4 separate regions of the Homo sapiens genome follow, and all the other regions are linked to region 3. Evidence: chromatin contacts called from ENCODE Hi-C or POLR2A ChIA-PET data. All regions are on one chromosome and are shown on one strand. The core of a region is the stretch at or near the end of the contact, and the rest is flanking DNA. Distances in the headings are between cores, read along the strand shown. Region 1 overlaps ZFHX3 (zinc finger homeobox 3). Region 2 holds the start of ZFHX3 (zinc finger homeobox 3). Region 3 overlaps ZFHX3 (zinc finger homeobox 3). Region 4 overlaps ZFHX3 (zinc finger homeobox 3).

Region 1 (5,661 bases), core at 1,012-3,511, 130 kb after region 3:
TGCTTCTCTCCTTCTGCCGCCCCAGAGTCCTTGCCCTCTGAGGATTTGGTAGGACTGGAAGCCAGAGGCCCCAGGGGGACTGAGGTAATGGGGGTCTTCAGTACCGAGCTGGTGAGCCCGCCAAGGTTCAACAGGGTGCTGGGGGTCAAGAGACCAGCCTGGGGCTGCTCGGGGCCAGCGGCGGAGCCCGCTGGGAGAGCTTCCTCCCCTTCCATTCGAATGCCACTAAATTTACCATAAAAACTGTGTCCGGGGCCTATGAGGTTAGCTGTGGAAACTAAAGGGTGTTGAAAGTTTTTGTTTTTTGGTTCCAGAAAACTTACAAGGGGTTCCTTGTCTTTGCCGATCCCTTGGATGATAGCGGAGATGTTCTTATTGCTAAGAATTTTCCGCTCGTCTTCGCTCAGGGTCATTCGATGGTCATGCACCGCGTGGGTCACAAACGAACGGACGTACCCAAAGGAGAGTTTGCACAAGAAACACATCAGGATGGGCTTCCTCTTGCCATAGAGCACAAAGCCATCGAATTTGGACAGGTCCACATTGTTGGGAACATCTTTGGATACGCAGGAGCTTTTGGCAGAACCGTCGCTGTTCAGGTAATCCTTGTTGCTTTTGTGTCGCACGTCAAACACGCGGAAGCTGTGCAGGACGGGGCTGAGCCCCGCCAGGGCTGAGGTATTCGGGAAAGCCTGGTCTGGGCCCTCAAACCATTTCCCGAAGGATGAGGCTATGTGGAAAGTGTTGATGATCTGCGGGTACACGGGTGCAGCACACGAAGGGTCCCCTTGCTTGCCCCCCGCGCCAGGGAGAGAGTTCAGGAAAAGCGAGGGGAGAGGCCCACTGCCACTGCCACTCCCACAGGCGCCCCCGCCCTGGGTCAGCTGGCTCAGGCTCTCCACAATGTACGCGGAGCCGTCCGGCTGGTAGACGATCTCCCCGGCCAGGTTCTCCACGTCACTCTCCTCGTCCCCCTCCTCACCGGTGTCGCTGGCGCTCTCCTCTCTCAGGGGTGGCGGGGGGCGCGCGCTGGGGCAGTGGTGCTCCATGTAGGTCTGGAGGCTGGCAAAGGAGGCCGAACATTCGTTGCAGGTGACCTCCTTGCTGGCGGGCTCGGAGGGGGGCCCGGCCGACGCGGTGCTCTCCGCGAGGCGCTCATTGAAGGGGGCCCTCAGGCTGTCCAAGGGCCCGTGGCTCTCGCCTGTGGACTGCTCCATGCTACTGGGTTTGTCAGGGAGGTGGGTGCTGTTGAGTTCAGTCCATTGCTGGTGCTGAGGGATACCGCACCCATTGTCCTTCCCCGAGACGACGGGCGAGTCACAGCCTTCCATGGTAAGGCCTGCGTGGAGCTTTCATTGCACCCAGTACGGAGGCTCGGACCTGAAGGGCAGAGGCAAGGGGGGAGGAGGGAGAGAGGGGAAAGAGAGAGAGAAAGGAAAGAGGTTAGGAGGGCCGAGGCTGAGGTCCTACCGCACGGAGCGCTCTAAGAGGCTTCTGTCCACAACACAGAGACACAGGGCGGAGGGCGGGCCTGGGGACACTGCCCCACACGGTCCAGCACACAGGGGTGGCATGGCCGGGTCAACAGCCTGAGCGAGGGATATGGGGAAAGAAGGCCAGGAACAGCCCTCTTCGGCTTCGAATTGTCACCGCTCTGCCCCTGAAGACTAGCGGGAATTTCCATTCTTTGCCAGCATAGCTTCGATGGGCCACAGTGGAGAACGGACGCGTCATCTCTCCAGCCCTCTACGAGGTCACAGCCACAGCCCTACCACTTATGGACAGCTCACACGAAGTCAGCCCCGACTCCGCGCACTGTCTGTGGGTCAGGGGAACACAGGGGAGGGCTGAGAAGAGGGAGGTTCAATGTCCCTGGAAAAAGGACGGTAAAGTGGGATAACGCTCATGGATTTAGAACAATTGCAGCCGTCGCTTTTACTGACCATGGTTCTAGTTTGAGAAGTTCAAAGAAGGCGGGTGAGGACCCTGAGGTTCACAGGGCAGGTGTACAGGACTAGACACACTCCGAAAAGTCCTCTCCAGATCTGGGAGGCGTCAGTCCCATTTTACAAGCAGTAAAACAGAGGGGCTTCAATCTAAAAACTGGCTCAGTGCTAATCTCACCACCATGAAACAGAAGAAAAGATGGGTCCCCAGATTCCTGTCTCCTCCACCCATACCAGTCAAGCTCCCTGGCCTGTGACTCTAGCTGACTTCAGACTAAAACTACGTAGGTGCAAAACGTGAGCTTGGTATTTCCAGCAGGAATGGACCAGACTCTGGATCTGCCAACACCCCCTCCAGCAGCTTCTATCTGGCCCTGGCTGGAGGGAGTGCGTTCCCCACGTGCCTGGTGGTTTTTGCTATCAAGGATCTGAGCAGCAAGCCGAGACGGCAGCTGGGCTCGGCGAGCCCCAGCTCCACACCTGCCTCTTAGTTATTAGTCGCTACCCAACCAGCTGTCGTTCAGCCCTGGGGCTTTTCCATTTCCGACTCCAAAGTGCCACTGAGCTGAATGTGCCCTCTGAGACCTCATGTCCCTGGGGAGGGAGGCATCGGATCACGGCCGCTCTGCTCCTGCAGTAATATCATCGCAGGGGCGATCATTCCGTCTGGCCCTGCTCCTACAGGCAGCTCAGCACCTCGCAGAGCCCTGATCCTTTGCCCGTAGGTCCCCAGCCACCATTCCCCTGCTGCTCCTCCTGGAGAACATGTGGCTGCTCCTCCACCCACCATCTCATTCACACTCAGCCGGTGAAGGTTTCGGCCAGGTTTGATCTCACTTCCCTCCCTGACAGCCCCTATCTTCTCAATCTTTTTTTTTTTTCATTTCTTGATTATTGACTGCACAATGAGACAACAGCTCCCCCTCGGGAAAAACTGGGGAAGGCAGGTTTACCAGAAGTCTCAGGGAGAAATAACTTTTTGGAAGAATAAAGCTATGATGTGTCTAATACACACATGCAAACACATACCCCTATCTCTCCATTTATAACTTCAGATTTTGCAACCACAAAGTTCCATGAGCCTTAGAAAGGACATACTGACTTAAAACAGAGATGACTACAGTAAACCAAACCAAACCAAACCAAACCAAACCAAACCAAACCAAACCAAACAGCAAACGCAATGGGACTTCCTCGCAAGGCTGAGCCGGGATACAGGTGAGACTGCAGGGCGGCTCTTCTTAGGGATGCTTCTGATTGGCTGGATGACATCTGATTGATAGCTTGGGCCAAAAAGGTTGGCAGGCCTGAAGGGGCGGGAGGGTTAACAGCCCGATTGTAAAATCAATGTCATAAATGCTTGGTAAGTTACAGGAACATGCGGGAAGGGGGGGCCACGATTGATAAAGCAGAACAGCTTTGATGCTGCACCAGGGACTTGTTTATCGACAGCAAAGCCAATCTCCTCTCCAGCCTGGGCTGGGCCAGAGAAACCTGCAAGCGTTTACCAATTAATTGGTGGGCTTCTCTTGCTCCGTTCTCCTCTTATTCCTCCTCCTCTTCCACAAACTATCCAGCCAAGAGGCTGGGACTTTTAAAACCTCCCTTACTTTGTTTTCTACTCCAAAGCGGAAGATGTCAGGAAAGAATGACACTGTACCCACCTATGATGGTGGCTGGTGACCCTGTGGTGGTGACACTAGAGCCCACCCATTCACGGGGAGCAGCAGCCATGAGGACACGGGTCGGAGAGGAGGAACCCACTGCAGGACCCAAGCTACCTCCCCTGGGCCTCCTTTCCATGCGCACCAGCTGTGACAAACAGGCCCGTTTGCAGCCTTGCCAAACAAGCGTGGTTTGTGGACTTGAAGCATTATCCTCTCCGGGGAGCTTAAGAGACATGCACTGTCTCCTCCTGCCCCATCAGAATCTGCATTTTCACACCATCCTCAGGGACCATGCATTAAACTTAAGACACTCTCTGCTTCACTCCATCTTCACCAATACAGGTACCAAGCACAGCTCTTCTGTCCTTGGTACCTGTATTGCTAGGTAACCAGGGAAGGTCAGTCTTAGATTCCCTGTGGTCCCTGGGAGGTGCAGGGATGGAGATGGAGAAGAGGGGGACGCGCGCACAGAGGTAAAGAAGTCTCCCCAATCCGCCACATCCTGTGGCTCAAGGGTCTCAGGGCATCTACCACTCCCCCGCAACAGCCGGCTCTCTCTCGCTCTGTTTATCAGCCAGTCAATAAGAAAAAGGTAGTTCTTACTTAAGGAGGCAGAAGTCAACTCGGCAGGTCGATCAGCACTCTGTCTGTAAACACGGTTTCCCGTAAAATCAATGATCTTCAGTTACAGAGGGCAGCCTGGGAACCCAGTGGGTCCCCGCACTTTTCCAAGCAGCCCTGCCAGCCTGACACGCACACCTCTCTTCAGGCTCCCTCCACGTTCTGTGCCCCTTCCCAGTACTTCCCTAGTGCCAGGGCTAGCTGGTACAGGTTCACACCCCTCCTCCCTTCCTGCAGCCCGCTTCTCTGCTGGTGGCACCCGGAACTCCCTCTAAAAAATGTCCAGGTATTCTGCTCACAACCCCCAATGTTGCACTCAACATATGGGCTTCAAGAATTCAGTTAGATTTTAATAGAGCACATCTCTCCAGTGAGAAAGTTAAAGGGAAGATAGGAATGACCTAGCTGGCTCACTGTCTGCTTAGCACTTAAATCTGCCATCTGAAAGGTAATCTTGTACAGAAGAATTCCAGCACCTTCATCAAGTATCCCCCAACTCCTGCTCATCTTCCAAGCTCCCTTGGAACCACCTGTAAAGCCCACTGCATCTTTGCAAATGTCAATCTTTACTTTTCAAAGATTGTTTAAAAGGATAAAACTCTACCCTGTTACCCTGTATCTCCCTATTAATCAAAACGTTCATCTCCCTCTTTAAAAACATGTGCTGATGACAGTTTTATCCTGTTCCCTTGAGGCAGAACTGGGTAAAATGCAACAGTTTCAGGGAAGCTGGGGTGGGAGGGGTGCAGTTATGACGAAGGGGAGGGGGCTCCTGCTGTTGCTCCAGCTCCCGGAGAATGAAACATGAACAGTCGCACTGTGTAATTTTAAATTGTTAATTAGCACAGGGTTAATTAGGCAGTCCTTTCACAAGAGGCTGTCTGGTAGGAAACCAAGAAGGGAAACAAAGGGGAAGGGAGGAAAAACAAAGAGAGAATAGAGGCAGTGAGAAACTGTTGCCTCCAAGAATATCCCATGCGGGATCACTCAAGAGACATCAGCCAGCAGGCAAGGATGCCTGATTCCCTGGGTGATCCCCTGCTCTGCCGGAGGGAGAAGCAGTGAATACCGCCTTCCTACAGGCGACCAGGCAGCATACATCAAAGGCCTCAGAAGTGCACATCCCTCCCCGTTGACTCAACAATTCCCCGTTCTAGGAATTCATCATAAGGAAAGAACCCAAGCAATGCATGGAGATTTAAGTTTATTCATGAAAAACATAACAGGAAAAAAGAGGAAAAATTTGGGCAAAAACAGACCCTAAATAAATTACAGTGCACAGAGCTCCATATGTTGTTATAAAGATGCTTTCTTCAAAGAAACTATTTATAAGCATGGGAAAATGATCATACAGATGCTAAATGAACACAGCACATATAGGTATTATGGAGAGGAAAACAGGAGAGACTTATATTACAATTTTTACA
Region 2 (5,380 bases), core at 1,093-3,592, 220 kb after region 3:
TCAAAAAAAAAAAAAAAAGTGGGGGGGGGTTGTTGAGAGAGGGAAGTGACCCATGTCATAAAGACAGAAGGTCTCCAAGTCACTTAATTCCTTGTGATTCTGAAAGGGCTGTTTTTAAAGTCTAAAAGTGCTCGCTTCTGCATCTGCTCCATGTTGTTAAATAACACTTGTGTAATTAAATAAAAGAGCCAACTGTGACCCCAGCCCACTCTGAGAGGCACTTTACATGCTTTCTGAAAACTATGCTGGAAACACCATGAGGAGAACTCCTTAGTCCTGTAATTTAGCAAAGGGAGAGAGAAAAAGTTTCTTTTGGCCATCATAGCTACACACTCTCTGAAAGGGTGCCTGCAGGGTCTCTGCAAAACAGAATGAACACAAATACAGGCGTGCAAACATCCAGGTATGTACCTCTCTGTGAAGACCCCATTCTTGAAACCCTTCAATTATTTGGAACCGTGGTCTCCTGACTTCCCTCACACCTCACTTTTGCCTTCATTGTTTTTCATGTTTGAGTAGCAAGAGGGATTCAGAATCTCAGGCTGCCAGTGGCTGTTCTGATAACAAGGAGCAGACTCATGTTTCTTGCTACGGCCTTTCTTGATCAGGTTACCTTGGAAGGTGTATGTTTTCCTACCCAATGCAGTCCCCACCACAGCACTCTCGTGTCCTCCTCCAGCCCAGCCTCCTGGAACTCGTGATTTTCAGGGTTTCCCTTGAAACCTATCCAGAAACCACAGCCATTAACTGAACGTGAAGATTTGACACCTCCTGAATTCAGGAATGAGGGAACTCGAGGGGCCAACTCTACAAACTCGCACCTGCTGCTTGACGGCAAGGAAACAGAGTTTCCCCAGCTAGGGTGAGCTTTAAATTATACACTATTTATTTAGTGACTTGTCTCCAAGGATCTCAAAGCATAGAGAGAAATAAGATGATGTGTAACTTTCTCACAATCTACCTTCAAGGCTTTGCCCTGGTGCATTCTGACAAGCAGGACCCAGTATGAAGGAGAGGCCTTCCTTCTGTGCCCAGGCAGAGCCATCTGTTCTCTCTGGGGTTTTCTGTCAGTGGCTTTAGGGAGTCTTCAAGGACTGTTAAATGACACAGAGGGTGGGGGGAGGGATGACCCTCCTGGATTCACCTGCTCACGGCTTTCACTTAAGCCAGTTTAACACAGGAGGTACCACTGTGCCACGCAATTCCCTCTTAGCACACACCATGCGTGAGCTGCAGTCTTTGCCCTCCAGGCCTTTTCCTATCATAACACAGGTGTGTCCAAGGCAGAAAAGAACATTTTCCAGAAGGTTCGTTTCCCTCCAAGCCTACAATGCTTCTTTTTGTTGTTATTGTTTTTCTGCTACTGACCTAAACATAGGCATTCCTCCTCCTAACAGGATAAAAATCTTGACTCTCTCCTTTGCATCAGCTCCCCACCCCGCCCCTGCCCAAGGAAATAAATGCTCTGACTTTTCCAAGAGTGCGAAAAAACTAAAATTAGAGGGTGGACAAGATGATCTCCAAAGGTGCCCTCCAGCTCCAAAACTCTGATTCTCCCTTTAATTACTCCACAAGCGCATTCTTCACATTGTTTCGAACTGACCAGCGACTTCTCCAGGGCTGAAAAGGGTGCATTTTTAGGCGGAGGCACCCAAACTTCTAAATGACACCAGTACCACAAGTATTCAGAAGGCAGGAACTAATCCAAAAGCAGACTCAGGAAAGGAGGAGGGAGGGGAGGACAGAGGGAAGGGAAGGAAGGAGGAAGGAAGAGCTTTACTGTGTGCCCAGCAGAATTTAGGCGCTCTCACCCTAGGTAGGTGGCAACTGGAGTCTGGGAGTTCAAGTGCATCCAGCCTGCCCTTCCCCCACACGCCCCAAGAGAATGGGAAGTTCAGCCAAGACTCGCAGCACCTGCCCGCGGCTCCAGGCCGGCTGCGCGGACCCGGAGGGAGGCTGCACTCACCTGGCACACCAAGCCTCCGCGCACCTCCGGAGGGAGGCGGCACTTGCAGGTCCGGGGGCCGCGCCGCCATGCGCAACAACGGGAAATTCCAGTGGCACCCGAGCCCCGAGCTCACCCACCCCAGGCGGCATGCTCCCCACCTCCCGCTGGCCCCAGGACTCGGAGGTGGCTCTGGTCAGGAGCAGGGGGCCCGGAGACAGGGGAGGGGAGCTCATGGTGGCGGCAGGGCTGGCGGTCGGCCCGTCCCCGGAGGGAGGTCCCCGGGACGCGGCGGGGATTCACCCACGGGGCGCGGCGCTGGCGTCCGGGTCCCCGGCCTGCCCGCCGCCGCCGCCTCCTCCTCTGCCGCCGCCCGCCCGGAATCGCTTTATGTAAATGAAGCCCAACTCGCAGTTTGCAGCGCGCACCGCCCGGGGAAGGGGGGCGGGCGGGGCGGGGGGCCTTCGGGGATCCACATTACACAGCAACAAAGCGGAAGGTTAATTTGAAACTCACAGCCCCGCTGCCGCTCGGCTCCCCGGGCAAAGCCTGACATCTACAGTCGTGCCGGGCGCAGGCCGGGTTGCTCGGCGGCGACCGCGCCCGCCCGCCCGCAGGGACCCGGGGACGCACAGGGACGCGCGGGACCCGGGCGCTCAGCTGCGCTCGCTCCGCTTGGGGCGCGGGCCTTGGGGCAGGCCGGGGGTCCCGCGCACCCGCCTGGGGCCAGGAACCCTCGCCGCTCGGCCTGCGCCGCCCCGGGAACCGGCCCCGGCGGGAACAAAGCCCAGGCCCTCCCGGAGGCGCTGACCCCTCGCTCATCAAAGGTCAGGGGCCGGCCTAGAATCGGGCGAGAAGAAAGGGACGCGCCCTCGGCCACTAAAAGGAGCCTGAGGCCTCCGAACCGGAGCCATCGCTCCCTGGGCCCCGTCCACGTCACAGCCAGGCCACTCAAGCATGGGGACAGGAGCCAATGTGGACAGGAATTTATTGGAAACACACACCCATCCTATTAACTGCTTTACAGAGCACTTCTGTTTTTCAGTTGCAGAAACTTATAAAAACATCCCCCTGCTCTCCGTTGAGAGTTTAAGGATAGTTTTTGAGGCCAGAGAAAGAGAAAAGGAGAGATCACTAGAAAGATAGGAAGAAAAGAAGTGGGAAGAAAAGGAGATGCAGTCTACCATGTAAGCCTCCAGGCTCCTTAGCCTCACCTTATAAAGCCACATCACCGCAGAGATAGCAAAGATCGTGCCCTTTCCCAGGGAGTTCCTACCGCCAGGGTAAGATTTAAAGCGGCCACCCCAGTTGGTCAAAGTGATTGCTGGGCGCCTTTCTATCTCCCCAAGTTCACCTTTTCCAGTTGGTCAAAGCGATTGCTGGGCGCCTTCTATCTCCCCAAGTCCACCTTTTTCCATTCTCATCTGAAAGCCAGCCCCAAAGAAATCTCACCGGAAGTCCTCTGTCCTCCCTGTCAGAATCCCACCCTCAGTCTGAATTTACTCCCGATTCTCACAGCACAGAAAGGCACCTGCTTTTACCCTTTCTGAAAACCACCCACCCAGGCTGGCCTTACAGCCTGGAGAGTCTTTTCCTCGGGCACAATAATGAACCATGCAAGTGTTAGAAATATAATCAGCTCATGAGGCGAAGAGCAGTATGTATGGAATTGTATTAGCATGAGGCACACACTGACTCGGGAGAAAAAGGGATGCTTAGCTGGTGAAAACCATCACATCCCCGTATAGAAGGCTTTTTGCACAATGTAAGTTGGGTTCAGATTAATGTAAGTATCTAACCTGTTGGGTACAGACAGCCCCTTTCTACATTTTAGTCCAGAATAGATTCTGGGGAAATTTATTTATTTATTTATTTATTTCAGCTAAGGCCCTGGGAGAAAAGACTGCCTCCAGGGAATCATGTCCGATTAGGGACAAAGGAGGGCACAAGCCCAATTCAGTCACACGTGAGAGCACGGGGGCCGGGTGGGGGGAGTTAAGAGCCAACAGGGAAGGTGGAGGATGAGTTTGCAAACCAGACTATGGTCACTGCAGAGCTGCTTCCAGACCACCTGACTTCAGGCCCAAGAACAGGTGGTGTTTTCAAAACACACTGTTATTTATATTGGCCATATAAGTTGAGAACACCTTAAAGAAAACAATTAATAATTTAATTGAAAAAGTGACTATGAATAAGACATGAAGATGACGTATGCTAGCAGGACCGCAAGCAACGTGGCCCACAACGCAGAGATGCCTCTGGCAATCTCTCCGGAAAAACGAAGATTCCTTACCTGGGATAGGTAAGGCCTGCTGGATAAATTAAAGACAACAAGAAAATGTTGATACTCTCAGAAAATCTAATTTTGCTGCTTTATCTTCATTTTTATTAACAGGGGACAACCTCGTAATCTGGTGACATCATGATCCTGGTAGGCCCACAGACAAATACCTTCAATAAAATAAAAGCTAGAAAGCCCAAAGAACAAGCTATTAAAGTAACCTGGGAGGATGCAGCACTGCCTGGGCAGAAGGCCCGGACGGGATCTGCCCTAATACTGCCACTGTCCCAAGAGGCAGACCCTGCAACCTGCCTCCTGCACTTGAGAGGCCTGACAAGTAGAACTGAGAGTGACCCTGAGTTCCTTTTCTTTATCTGGCACCAGCTACACACATGATGAGGCCTAGTCAAGCCTGCCTTTGTTCCAGGCAAAAATTTAACAGGTAATCCACAGGCAGGTGATCTATGGCCTCTGTACATTATGGAAATGAGGGACTACACACAAGCTGGGTGTCACCTCTACTAAAACTCATTTTCCTTATTCATAAAAACAATACCTCTTCAGAGGGAATTGGCAACTTCTGCACTTACATATGAAATCAGGAGTTCCTCTGAAATACTCCTTGCAAATTCTATCCTCCAGCTCTGGAAGCCCTGGCTCTTCGGAGGGCAGCTGCCTGATGTTAAACCCATGGCCTACCCAGCAGTGACAGCCTGACATTCTCATCGCTCCATCCTGAACACTGCTGACAAATAAACCCACTCTCAGAAAAGGCAATTCTTCCCTCGCAGTTCTCCATACCCAGTCTCGTCTCATCTGGAAAGCGTAATTGGCAACAGCCGAAAGGATAAATATTTAAAAATAAATCAGGGAGCGCTAACCCCTTCCCTACTCCTCCCCTTACCCACTCTCCAAGCCAGAGGCCTGCCCCCTAACGCTGAGCTGGCTGGTAAATTACAATGATTCTACCGAGCCAAACCTGCTTGTCTCTCTCTTTCTCTACACATACACACTTACTAATGCTGTATCCTTCCACTTTTGCAAAGGTAAATATGATCTCTAAGATACAGTGGATGTCAGCATTCTGACTTCCAGCGTAACCTGGGCTCTCTTTTCACAGTACAGCGGGTTTAGACAGATTTGTGCACCCTTCC
Region 3 (5,554 bases), core at 2,257-4,756:
GCTATGTTGCCCAGGCAGGTCTTGAATTCCTGGGCTCAAGTGATCCTCCCACCTCAGCCTCCCAAAGTATTGAGATTACATGAGCCACTGTGCCTGACCCTTAGAGAATCTTGAGGCTAAGAATCAGGGGTGACCCTGATCAAGTTCCACATGACAAATCTCTCCACTGGCCTTGGGAGCAGGTGGGACCAGCGACTGGACCTTCAATAGAGGAAGAATGACATCAAGGGCATTTTGGTGAAGAGCCACCAAAGAGATGTGACCAACACCCAGATGCCCTTGCACACAGCTTGGCACTTACCTGGATACTCAATAAGCAAGCTGGCTTTGGTGCCACTTAAAAAGCTTAACCATTAAAAACTACAGTATAATGTAGTATAATAAAGAAGAATAAAGGTGACTGCTCAAAGAAGCAAACGAAATCTCCCTCCCACTCATCCTTTTTCTGGGCAGACTAAGGATGTATCCGCTCCCTGACTTGTTAGCTCCATTCTTCCAGGGAAGGAAAGATGAGAAGGCTCAAGGACAGCCACACACACTACCTGTCCACTTGCCCTGGTCTTTCTCACCTCCGCCCTCTTGGTCCTTAGCAAGCTCCTCTGGATCAGCAGCTGTTTCACTGGGTCCTTCAACATCTTCAATGGCTTCTTCTGAAACAGAAGAAAAACATGTCAAGGGTTAAAAATAAAAAGAAGATGAAGGACTTTTGGCCTCTGTTGCAAACAACTGCCAACGACAGAACAGACACCAATGACTCGTCCCCCTTCTCTTTCCAGAGGCCCCTGGGAGACTGACGGTGCTAAGGATATACTGAGGTCTGGGTAAGCAGTGGGGACTTTCCTTCTGGGTAAACAGTTGGTATGAGGTTGTGACTCGCTCCAGATGTGTGGCCATTAGGTATTTCCAGATAGATTCTGAATGCTTCGCTTGAGTAGTTCTAACTGAAAAACCAATCCTGGTTGAAGCAGTAACTCCACCTGAATCCCTGAAGTTGCATGCAAGTCTTTTACACTTGAAAATGCAAAACATGGCCACCTGTTCACTTCATGCCTAGCTCCATTCCCAAAGCCTCCTGGTACTGGCCTAGACCAGCCCCAGTCACTGACCCCTCACAGGGCTCACAGTGCCTATGCATGTGCCAGAGTGTGTGGGAATTGTTGGAAGTCATGCAGGTTGCGAAGAGTCACAGAATATCAGTGATATGAGTTCATCAGTTTGAAGAGTTCCAGAAACCAAATGGTATCTTGTGAACATGCCAGGAGGCAGTGGTGGGAAGTGAGATTTGTAGAGTAAGGGATAAAAATTTGTAACAGAGTCGTACACTTTCTTTTTGAAGCAATTCCATCCTTCACTCACTACGGGTTTAAAACTAATGCAGGAAACCTCTCTCCAGTTCAGTACACAGTGCTACAGTGAAGGCAGAATGACGGCTGCCAACGCTAGGCTGCTTATGAAGTCAAATGTCGTTCAGCCAAGTGGGGAAGAAGAGAATAAGATACTCTAGATGCTGAGGGAAAGAAGGGGAGACACTTCTCTCTTGCTTTCCTGGCCCTCCGAAACATTATCCAAAACATGCATTCAGTAAGAGTGGGCTAAGGGAATGAATAAAGTGGACAAACCAAGGTGAAATAATTTTAATAAAGATGAAATTATTAGGAGGCTGTGAAGAGCACATTTTCTCAGGTACACAGGCGTGAGGGCAAGGATGCCCACATCTGTCAGCAGACCAGACCCCAGCAAGGAAGTACTGGGTCTGGCTTAGAACACTGGATCAGGCCTCTATCCAGCACCGCCAGAGGTCTGTCCAACCCCAATTCAACTTTTCAGTATTTTAAAGTATCATGCCTTCTGACCCTCTAGAAAACAGCCTCTACCCCAATGCTACTTTTCCATTTTTCTAAATGTCATGCCTTCTGACTGTCTAGAAAACAGCCTCTAAATGTATCTCACGAAGGAAGTAACAGGAGTACAAAGTAAATTGGTCTCAAAGGGTTTCTAAAACACTGAGGAAGAAGATGTCTATTTAGAATCAGATTGTCTTGACTCAAGAGATGATGGAGGTCCAAGGTCTGGAAAACTGAACTAGTGTCACGGAACGTTCTTTCTTCCTTACCACCAAGAGGGAGTTTATGAGGCAGTCACTGGGAATACAGGTGAAATACGGTACTGTTTATTTTCATCTCCAACTCAGGATTCCACATATAATTTCTCTGTCTCCTTCTTTGTCTCACTGCACAATAAAGTCAACATCAAGTTTCCCTACCCTACCCTTAGTTCAAACAGAGAAAAATCAGGCAACCACAGCTTGAAGTCAATCAGATATAGAGCCCCACATTGACACCATACATCATTTAGTAGAGTAAACATGTATAGGTGTCAGTAGAGTAATAACAAATTACACAGCGTGACACAGGAACTATCTTCATTATGTCCAGGTGGGACGTTCTGTGCACATTTTTAGGATTTCAATAAAATTGTTCAACACTATAATGATAAAATTCATCTTTGAATGGTGATACCAGCGTGCGGTCAATGAATATTATTGCATTCGGTCTACCCAGATGAGCTAGGTCCCTTAAAGGACCCTTATTTGTCCCAATACATGCTGTGATACAAAATATCTGTAGTGTTGATACATTTATGCCTATTGTTCCATTATTGGAACACTAAGCTTGTAGGAGTTATTTATATCCTACTGCCCAAGGTCATCGCCAAGGTCTGATTTTTCACACACAAAAAATTTGCAATCTCCAGCATAAATGGGATAATCAAATTTGATTAGGCAAAGAGATGGCTCAATGGCCTCTCATCTCTAGTGCATACATATGACCACCTTAGATGAAGACAGTCTGATACCTACAAACTACAGAACACCCTGAGATGGTGATGTGCAGTGTCTGAAGGTGCTGCTCAGCAGACATGGGAAGGGATTTACCCACTGGGGGGCCATCTCCAAGCCAGCACATTATACAGCCTGCAGCTATCACAGCAGAGCACTAAAAACTCACAGTCACCCAACACTGACCCCAATTCTTTGAGCCTTACCAAACAAATCTGTTGAGAAACTAGAGACTGTAATGTATAAGCAGATCATTGATGCATCAAGCATGGAAACTGCATGTTGCTTTGTGAATATTCCTGGAGCTCTCATTCTGTGAGCCCACTTGGGCTTTTGCTTTCTTCCCTCCCTGCCCTACTGCAAGCAGAAAATGAAGGCAGCTGAGTTCCGATGAGAGGATCAACGAAAGAGGTTATTTCAAGAACTTATTTTGCTTATCTCTTTTTTTAAAAAGATTTACAAATCAAGTCCTCTTCTTGAGTTCCTAGGTTTAATATTATCATTTGTGATTCATTCACTAAAAGGCTGTTCTATGCGTGGTAGAAGAAGAAATGATTACGAAAATCCTGGATAAGCCAGCTCCCTTTCAAGGGGATCAGTGTCCTCAGTCCCCCACCCCCACCTAAAAAGCAGGTCCCATTCAGCCCAGCCAGCTCATCCCTGCAGTTCCATCCAGGACCTACAGGTGTCGCCCTCCGCATGGCGAGGCCCGGAAGGGCAGCTGGCTGCAGGAGGCAGAGGAGTCTGGACCGCCTAACCTGAGCATGTGGAAATAATATATGTCTTCAAGTGAACTGTCTGGTCCTGGAGAAATAAAATAGGACATTCATAAGCAGTTACACCATCTGTCTTTATACCATCATCATCAACAGCAAGAGGAAAAATAGCTCTTTAAAATGGATGAAAGCCCAGGCTGACAGTAACCGGAAAACTGTGAGCTCTGAATACCAATAAAGGTAGAGAAATGATTAAAAAACAGAGATGCAAACTGAAAATTTGTCTGGACAGCTCAGGCCCACGATGCTTTGCAGGCAGGGTGTGTTTTATTGGTTCCGAAAGCATAAAGCAAGCTGCTTACCAAGAGCCAGGCCTGGGGAAGGGCTTGGTCTCCCGGCCCTGGAAACACGTGGGAACCAGGGGCAAAATAGCATCCCGCTTTGAAACAGAGATCTGCGTCCACACGCTAAGCTCCTAGGGCTGTTATCTAGCCCTTGTTCTCTTTAGGAATGTAGATTTGATACACACGTGCTGGAGAATGGAGGGGAGGTTTTTTGCTTTTCCCCCCACAGATCATGGATTGCATTCCCCCCTCTTCTGCGAAGTCACTGGTAACTGGCTGGGTCATTATTACAGAGGCTGCAGATTTTTTTCCCCTATAATATTAGCTACTGACAGATGGTGGGAACAAGTGAAGACCTGATGGACTGATGATCGGTTTTATCTGGAAAATCCTGTCTTTCCTACAGAAAAAGAGACCAAGACACATAACAGCCACTGTGCCATTTTTAAGGCTGAAACAGACAAATCAAAACCATCTTCTCCTTCAAGCATTTAATGGTATTTCCAATCCCAACCAGAGCACACCAGGAATGCTTTCCCAAGGGCGTGGCCAGGACCTGGGAGAGAAGGTCATCCCCACTCCCCTAGTCCCGCCCTGGTTCTGGGCAGGAGGTAGCAGGCCCAATGCCTCCCAGACAGCTCTGTGTTTTAGAAGACACCAGAGAAGGTGTCTCTAAAACCCATACGGAAGCCCACAGTAGCCTCAAACTGGAGCACCCCCTCCTGTGTGTGTTTTCATGTTAAAGAGTTAGGGAAATAAAAGCAAATACTGGAAAACTGCAGTGTCTTCCTAGGGTCCCTTCTGCCTTTCATTTCCATGTTCAACAGTGACTGAAGGCCTTTAAAAAACCTCTTTGGCTGGGCATGGTGGCTCATGTCTGTAAATCCCAGCACTTTGAGAGGCCGAGGTAGGTGGATTGCTTGAACTCAGGAGTTTGAGACCAACCTGGGCAAGAGAGTGAGACTCCATCTCTACAAAAAATGCAAAAATTAGCTGGGTGTGATGGCACATGCTTGTAGTCGTAGCTAACTTGGGAGGCTGAGGTGGGAGGATTACTTGAGCCCAGGCAGTTGAGGCTGCAGTGAGCCATGACTGCATCACTGCACTCTAGCCTGGGCAACAGAGTGAGACCCTGTCTCAAAAACAAAACAAAACAAAACTCTTTCCATCACCACCTCCTTTTTACAACTGCTTCTCCCAGATAGCACTTACTTACTAGTGCCTGGCAAAATCCAGCCTGCTCATCACTCAGGCTTCCTGACTAAGTGCAGAGCCCTGAAGTGCAAGAATTCCAGCAGATAAATACCTTCTAAAGGGGAAAGCTTCCTAGGACAGCTTCAGTTAAGGGGATGATACCCCAGTCCCAGAAAATTTCCCTTCAATCAAAGTGGTTTTGCTGACCACAAATGCAAATTGATCTCTTAATATACCTTATACTTAGCATCTTGGTAAAGGTGACTGCACAATTCCCCCATCGGTGGTGAAATCTGCTCCTGAAGGAGGAGAGCATGCCAACTGGCAGCCCCATGGGAATTTGCACCAATCTTATGAACAACCTGGAAATTGGTTCGCGAAAGCAGCACCAGGCAGAAGCCAAAAATAGAGGTGGCATCACCACAAAGCCAGCATTCAACCCCGCAACCTCACTGTATGCA
Region 4 (5,765 bases), core at 688-3,187, 180 kb after region 3:
CACGTGGGGGTCTCTTTCTTTGCCAACTGCACCAATTCCTCCACAGGACCGTGCAGTAGCTGAATAACAACCCCCGAAGACGCCCACATCCTAATATCCGTAACCTACAAATATGTTACCTTCTACAGCAAAGGAAACTTTGCAGATGCGATCAAGTGAAGGATCTTTGGATAGAGGAGATGATCGTGGATTATCCAGGGGGCCTGATGCAATCACAGGGGTCCTTACAACAGGGGCAAAGGAGAGGACAGAGTCAGGCAGAAGAAGGAGATGTAACAGAAGCATGACACAGAGTGATGTGAGGAAGGGGCCATCAACCCAGAAATGTGGGGGCCTCCAGAACCTAGACCATGCAAGGAAATGGGTTCCTCCTCGAAACCGCTACGAGAAAGCAGCCCTGCCAACACCCTGACTTCAGCCTACTGAAACTGATTTCAGACTTCTAGGCTCCAGCTACAAGGCAATCAGTTTGCGGTTTTTTGCATTTTTTTTTTTTTTTGGAAAAATGAAAGCTGATTTTTATTTTATCATCAACAGCCATTCTTTAGACATGAACATGCATACGTAATATTCTATGCACACATCGCAGTTTTGAACATTAGTTAATAAAGTTTAAACATACTACATCCTTACAGAAAACATCAAAATGCAAACTTAAGTTTGTGTTTTACACCAACAAGTTTGTGGTAATTTCTTCTTCTTTTTTTTTTTTTTTTTTTTTTTTTTTTGAGACACAGTCTCGCTCTGTCACCAGGCTGGAGTGCAGTGGTGCGATCTTAACTCACTGCAACCTCCGACTCCCTGCTTCAAGCGATTCTCTGCCTCAGCCTCCTGAGTAGCTGGGATTACAGGCAGGCACCACCATGCCCGGCTAATTTTTGTATTTTTAGTAGAGAAGGGGTTTCACCATGTCTTGATCTCCTGACCTCATGATCCACCTGCCTCGGCCTCCCAAAGTGCTGGGATTACAGGCATGAGCCACCATGTCCGGCCTATGTGGTAACTTCTTACGGCATCAAGAGGAAACTAGTATAGCCATCTGGAGAAAGGGGGACAGAACCACTGGACACACAGAAGCAGGGGTGTCCCTGAAGGGTTCACCCTACCAAGGGGTTCACACTACCCTCCTTCTCCAGACCCTAGGGACCAGCTGAAACCTCTCTTTCTCCATCACCAAAAATTAGGACCAAAGGCCTCAGATGCTGTAATCAAGAGCTGTGTCTTTTTTTTTTTTTTTTTTTTTTTTGAGATAGGGTCTCACTCTGTCTCTCAAGCTGGAGTGCAGTGGTGCAATCTCAACTCACTGTACCCTCTACCTCCCGGGCTGAAGTGATCCTCCCACCTCAGCCTCCTGAGTAGCTGGGACTACAGACGCCTACCACCGTGCACAGCTAGCTTTTGTATTTCTTGTAGAGACAGGGTTTTGCTGTGTTGCCCAGGTTGGTCTCTAACTCCTGGGTTCAAGTGATCCACCCACTTCAGCCTCCATAAGTGCTGGGATTACAGGCGTGAGCCACCACACCGGCCACGAGGGCTATGTCTTAGGAGAGGTGTTCAGTGGAGTATCTTAGCATTAGACAGAAAAAACCTCCCATCCTGGCCTACCGCATTTGAGATTTATAAATATCCAAATTAACCAAGGAAACAACAGAAAAACAGTAGTTGGACAAAGAGTTTGTGTGTGCTACATGTTTATTTTATCTAATAGGAGACACCGAACTAGAAACATCTACATTCAAGAAGAATCCCTGGATCCACAGTTCCTTTTATCAATTCACAAAAGCCAGGCCGAGCCAACCTTACCCAATATATTCCACAGGTGGGCCCGCCTGAAGCCTCGCTGTGATGCCAGGCAGCCAGCCTGAAGAACTGGAAAGCCAGGGCCCGTGCACGCTGGGCTCCTGAAGACAAAGGAAACAGAATGGCTCGGGAAGGCCGTGGCACCCTGCCCGCCTCCGTGGTAGCCTGGGGCCACTGGATCTTGCTGTCTCCGCAGCACCTGAGAGGTGTGAGCCAGGCAGCCAACCACATCAGAAGCTGGCTGCCGGCTGCCCCAATTGCACAACACCTCCAGGGGAGCCAGCTTTCCAGGACTGGGTTTTACACACCATACGGGCACTGGCCATGTTGACCCAGTCAAGGCATGGCACCTTGAAGAATGGCCCACGCAAAGACCGGCCATATGGACAGAAGGCATCCTGCCACAGAGCGATTTCTGAATCACCTCTATGCAAAGAATAGTCTTCTCTCTTACGCAAAGGAGATCCCATCACCACCATCTCATTTCTATCCCAGGCTCCTCCAGTTCTCTTTCAATCACAAGCCAGACTACCCAACCACTTAACTCTCTAGGCCCAGATATGACTTAATTCTCCCACTCCTGCATGTTTGTTGCCACTTCCCCATTTTGTGTTAACAATTAACCTGAAGTATTATGTTAACAATTAACATGAATTGTGTTTTGGTTTTTAAGGTCGGAGTAACTAGGATTACTCAATAGGATTTAAATGTTCAATTTTAGCACACATGTACAAGGCGCTACTTTGTACATGACAAGATGAAGTGGTTTAAAAAAAAAACAAAACATAACCACCTTTCACAAAGGGTTCTCATTCAGCCTCCTGCTTGTGAAAGATACGACTTTGAATAGTGAAAGTCCCAAGAAGGGTAATTCAAGCAAAACTGGTTTCTAGTTTGCCTTGATTCAAATTCTTTATGCTACTTGACCCATTTCTCTTTTCCTCTTGCTTCTCCTGATGCCTCTCAAAATAATAATAAACCAACCCCAGAAATAGAATCCTGTCTTCCTTAGATGTCACCATATGACTAATTTATGGCCTTTGTTTAAAGCCCTTACACCAGAGTTGACTCCAGTAATTTCCTCCTCTTCTATTTGAATGTCCATTTACAGCCTCTCTGTAACCTCTGGGTGAACTGAGAATGTTCTCTGTGCCTCTCATGATGTGGATTCGCACCCTGGTGACAGCAGAGTGGCTCCGAGCAGAATCTCCCCATTACAGCTGAAGCCCACTGGGACCCTACCCAAGTTCACGTGTATATCCCAAGAGAGTTTGCTGAACACTCCTTATGCCTTAATGCACCTTTGAAAAAAAAAAGACTAAGGGGGCTGGGCGCAGTGGTTCATGCCTATAATCCCAGCACTTTGGGAGGCCAAGGTGGAAGGTTCACTTGAGCCCAAGATTTCAAGACCAGACTAGGCAATATGGCAAGACCTCATCTCTACAAAAATAAAAATAAATCAGCCAGGCGTGGGGGCATGTGCCTGTGGTTCCAGCTGCTTGGGGGTGCTGAGGCAGGAAGATCACCTCCCTCAGCCTTGGGAGGTTGAGGCTGCATGGAGCTGTGATTGTGCCACTGCAATCCAGACTGAGCAACACTGCAAGACTCCCATCTCGAAAAAAAAAAAAAAGGCAAAAAGATATCAAAGGCTGAGTGGGCAATTTGAATGTGTTCCCAAGACGTGATGGGAATTTTCTACGTTTGGATTCAGGGGAGTGGGGTCTTAGTTTTGCTCTCATTCAGGGAGGTGGGTCCCAAAAAATATCCCCTGTTGGCCTTAGGAGGAGGAATACTTGAAAGGTATATCTGAAAATGCTCCAAGTTTTTTCCTGCCCCGCTTTCCAGTGGTGCCCTTCGCCAAGTCATGAAAACTCTGCCAACACTGTTCTCTCTCCAGCACTCACCTGGGCTCCCCACCAATGTCTTGGCTGCCGTCACGACTAAATAATGCCTTCTCTTCTTCCCCTCCACCCACCCCTCTCTGGTCTTTAGCACAACCTATCAGCTGACTTCTCCAACTCCAGGGAGCTAGACCACATAGTCCTCCACCAAGAGCTTTGCTAGCTTAGCACCCCACAGATAGAGCTCGTCCAGAGAATTGTCCAACCATCCATTAAAATATCCAAGTGGCCCCAGTGTGCCAGAGACTGCTCTCTCTGGACTAGGGCTAGGGGTAAGCAGCAAACCAAACAGGCTAAGACCTCTGCCACCTGCATAGAGCCCATGCCTACTGTCTGACCCATCCCTACCTCTGCAGATGCTCCTTAATTCCCCACTTTTACTCTCTCCTCTTCAGAAAATGATTTCCTCCTTTTGGATGAAAATTTGATTTTTTCGATGAAGTGGGACCTATGTTTTCTCAGTTTTTATCTTTTTTTTTTTTTTGAGACAGGGTCTTGCTCTGTCACCCAGGCTGGAGTCCAGTGGCACGATCATGGCTCACTGCAGCCTCAATTTCCCAGGCTCAAGCAATCCTCCCGCCTTAGCCTCTTGAGTAGCTGGGACTACAGGCATGCGCCATCACACCCGGCTAATTTTGCTTGATTTTTTTTTTATAGAGACAGGGTCTCACTATGTTGCCCAGGCTGGTCTCGAACTCCTGGGCTCAAGCAATCCTCCTGCCTTGGCCTCCCAAAGTGCTGGGATGACAGGCGTGAGCATACACGCCTGGCCATGGTTTTGATCTTATAAAATAAATTAACTCTAAGGCCGGGTGTGGTGGCTCACGCCTGTCATCCCAACACTTTGGGAGGCTGAACGGGGTAGATCATGAGGTCAAGAGATCGAGACCATCCTGGCCAACATGGTGAAACCCCGTCTCTACTAAAACCACAAAAAATTACCTGGGCATTAGCCTGTAGTCCCAGCTACTTGGGAGGCTGAGGCAGGAGGATCGCTTGAACCCAGGAGGCAGAGACTGCAGTGAGCCAAAATCACACCACTGCACTCCAGCCTGGCGACAGAGTGAGACTCCATCTCAAAAATAAAATAAAATAAAATAACTCTAAATAATAAATGGCAAGAATTTTCTTTAATTGGCATTTTGTGGGGATTCACCCCAGGCTTGGCTGTGTGTTATCATACTCTCTTCACTCTGAGAATCTGAACTGTCTCCCTGAAGGACTGAAGCTAGCCTCTGTATAGTCTAAATGCTAAAACTGGCTGTCAGTTTCCTCAATGCTTGCCACTGTGATTTTATTCTGAAAGCTACAGCTCTTCTCATTCAAAGGTTACCCTCCCTCCTAACCAACCCAGAAAGAACTCACTACCCAGCTCTGCTTGCACCCTAGTGTTGGGGCTCAAGCTTCCGGTTCCGCTAAGACTCTGACCTCGCTTCTAAGGACACACACCTCAGAGGCCCAGAGCTCCGCTGTATCACACACTCATTGTCACATCCCTCGATGCATCATTCCCAGAATCCTCAAGGCTGTCACTGGATGAAAGAATAAAACAGCAAAACATCCGGCACCTTTTCATCCTGGCTCAAGTCAAAAGAGTTGGGATTAAAGCCACTTGTGACTTTCAAAAGCTATCACTACGAGGCAAGGACCGAGTGGCCAGTTCGTTTCAGAAAGTGGCCTGATGCTGTTGAAACTGCCAGCTGCCAGTGGACGTGAGCCTCACTCCCACTTTATAGTCTCAGGAAGGTGGCTCTCAGGACATGACGCCAAGCCCCAGAAGGGCCTCTGAATCCTCCACCAGCGTGTGCGTGTGTGTGTCTGTGCGTGTGTGTGTGTGTGTGTGTGTGTGCGTGTGCGTGTGCGTGTCTGCACGCGCACCTGAGTGCACATGGGCTGCCTGGTTTACAGGCCACCACAACCCTTCCACCAAGTGTGAACACACATACACTTCCTTACCAAGGTGCCCACCGGAAACCCCTGCCTGGACCCCTGCAGCCCTCCCAGCCACACTGCAGCATCGAGGGAACAGCACTTTGCCTCCCCAAACCTGCCCTGGCTACTGGG

The links. A loop is a pair of places that touch in the nucleus more often than their neighbours do. ChIA-PET counts read pairs that join two places held with the same protein, here RNA polymerase II (POLR2A). Pooled maps may share reads with other maps.
Region 1: a map of A673 shows a loop between it and region 3 (8-fold over the local background). The contact joins two enhancer-like sites. A Hi-C loop is called at or near these places in 11 of 168 maps with a recorded cell type or tissue (A673, CD14-positive monocyte, Calu3 and 7 more), 1 of 37 single-sample maps with no recorded cell type and 14 of 50 pooled maps. POLR2A ChIA-PET finds 5 or more read pairs at or near these places in 1 of 52 experiments (H1).
Region 2: a map of ascending aorta shows a loop between it and region 3 (2.6-fold over the local background). The contact joins the promoter of ZFHX3 here to the enhancer-like site in region 3. A Hi-C loop is called at or near these places in 79 of 168 maps with a recorded cell type or tissue (A673, B cell, CD14-positive monocyte and 45 more), 34 of 37 single-sample maps with no recorded cell type and 47 of 50 pooled maps. POLR2A ChIA-PET finds 5 or more read pairs at or near these places in 6 of 52 experiments (A549, AG04450, BJ and 3 more).
Region 4: a pooled map shows a loop between it and region 3 (2.9-fold over the local background). The contact joins two enhancer-like sites. A Hi-C loop is called at or near these places in 2 of 168 maps with a recorded cell type or tissue (Calu3 and gastrocnemius medialis) and 6 of 50 pooled maps. POLR2A ChIA-PET finds 5 or more read pairs at or near these places in 2 of 52 experiments (BJ and activated CD8-positive, alpha-beta memory T cell).

What each region holds. Positions count from the first base shown.
Region 1 is chr16:72,958,815-72,964,475 of GRCh38, forward strand. ZFHX3 (zinc finger homeobox 3) reads right to left here. Exons shown (of 10, transcript NM_006885.4): 2 at 1-1,380. The coding sequence starts at 1,331. Among named protein-coding and RNA genes, the nearest start is that of ZFHX3, 86 kb to the right of the region's middle. RefSeq lists an enhancer at 2,462-2,962. Within about 2 kb of position 2,262, at least 3 of the 41 ENCODE cell types and tissues checked have a DNase peak (open chromatin) inside an H3K27ac peak, as active enhancers do.
Region 2 is chr16:73,045,786-73,051,165 of GRCh38, forward strand. It overlaps ZFHX3 (zinc finger homeobox 3), which reads right to left and starts at 2,343. Exons shown (of 10, transcript NM_006885.4): 1 at 1,967-2,343. LOC124903719 (a long non-coding RNA gene) reads left to right here and starts at 1,793. Exons shown (of 2, transcript XR_007065116.1): 1 at 1,793-2,015; 2 at 4,341-5,003. RefSeq lists enhancers at 1,637-2,172, 2,709-3,244 and a silencer at 1,934-2,783.
Region 3 is chr16:72,829,210-72,834,763 of GRCh38, forward strand. ZFHX3 (zinc finger homeobox 3) reads right to left here. Exons shown (of 10, transcript NM_006885.4): 5 at 570-650. Among named protein-coding and RNA genes, the nearest start is that of ZFHX3-AS1, 170 kb to the left of the region's middle. RefSeq lists an enhancer at 3,909-4,078. Within about 2 kb of position 3,507, at least 3 of the 41 ENCODE cell types and tissues checked have a DNase peak (open chromatin) inside an H3K27ac peak, as active enhancers do; they include ascending aorta, where a contact is called at or near this core.
Region 4 is chr16:73,013,819-73,019,583 of GRCh38, forward strand. The region is part of intron 1 of ZFHX3 (zinc finger homeobox 3); the gene reads right to left. Among named protein-coding and RNA genes, the nearest start is that of ZFHX3, 31 kb to the right of the region's middle. RefSeq lists enhancers at 1,457-1,957, 2,506-2,655. Within about 2 kb of position 1,938, at least 13 of the 41 ENCODE cell types and tissues checked have a DNase peak (open chromatin) inside an H3K27ac peak, as active enhancers do.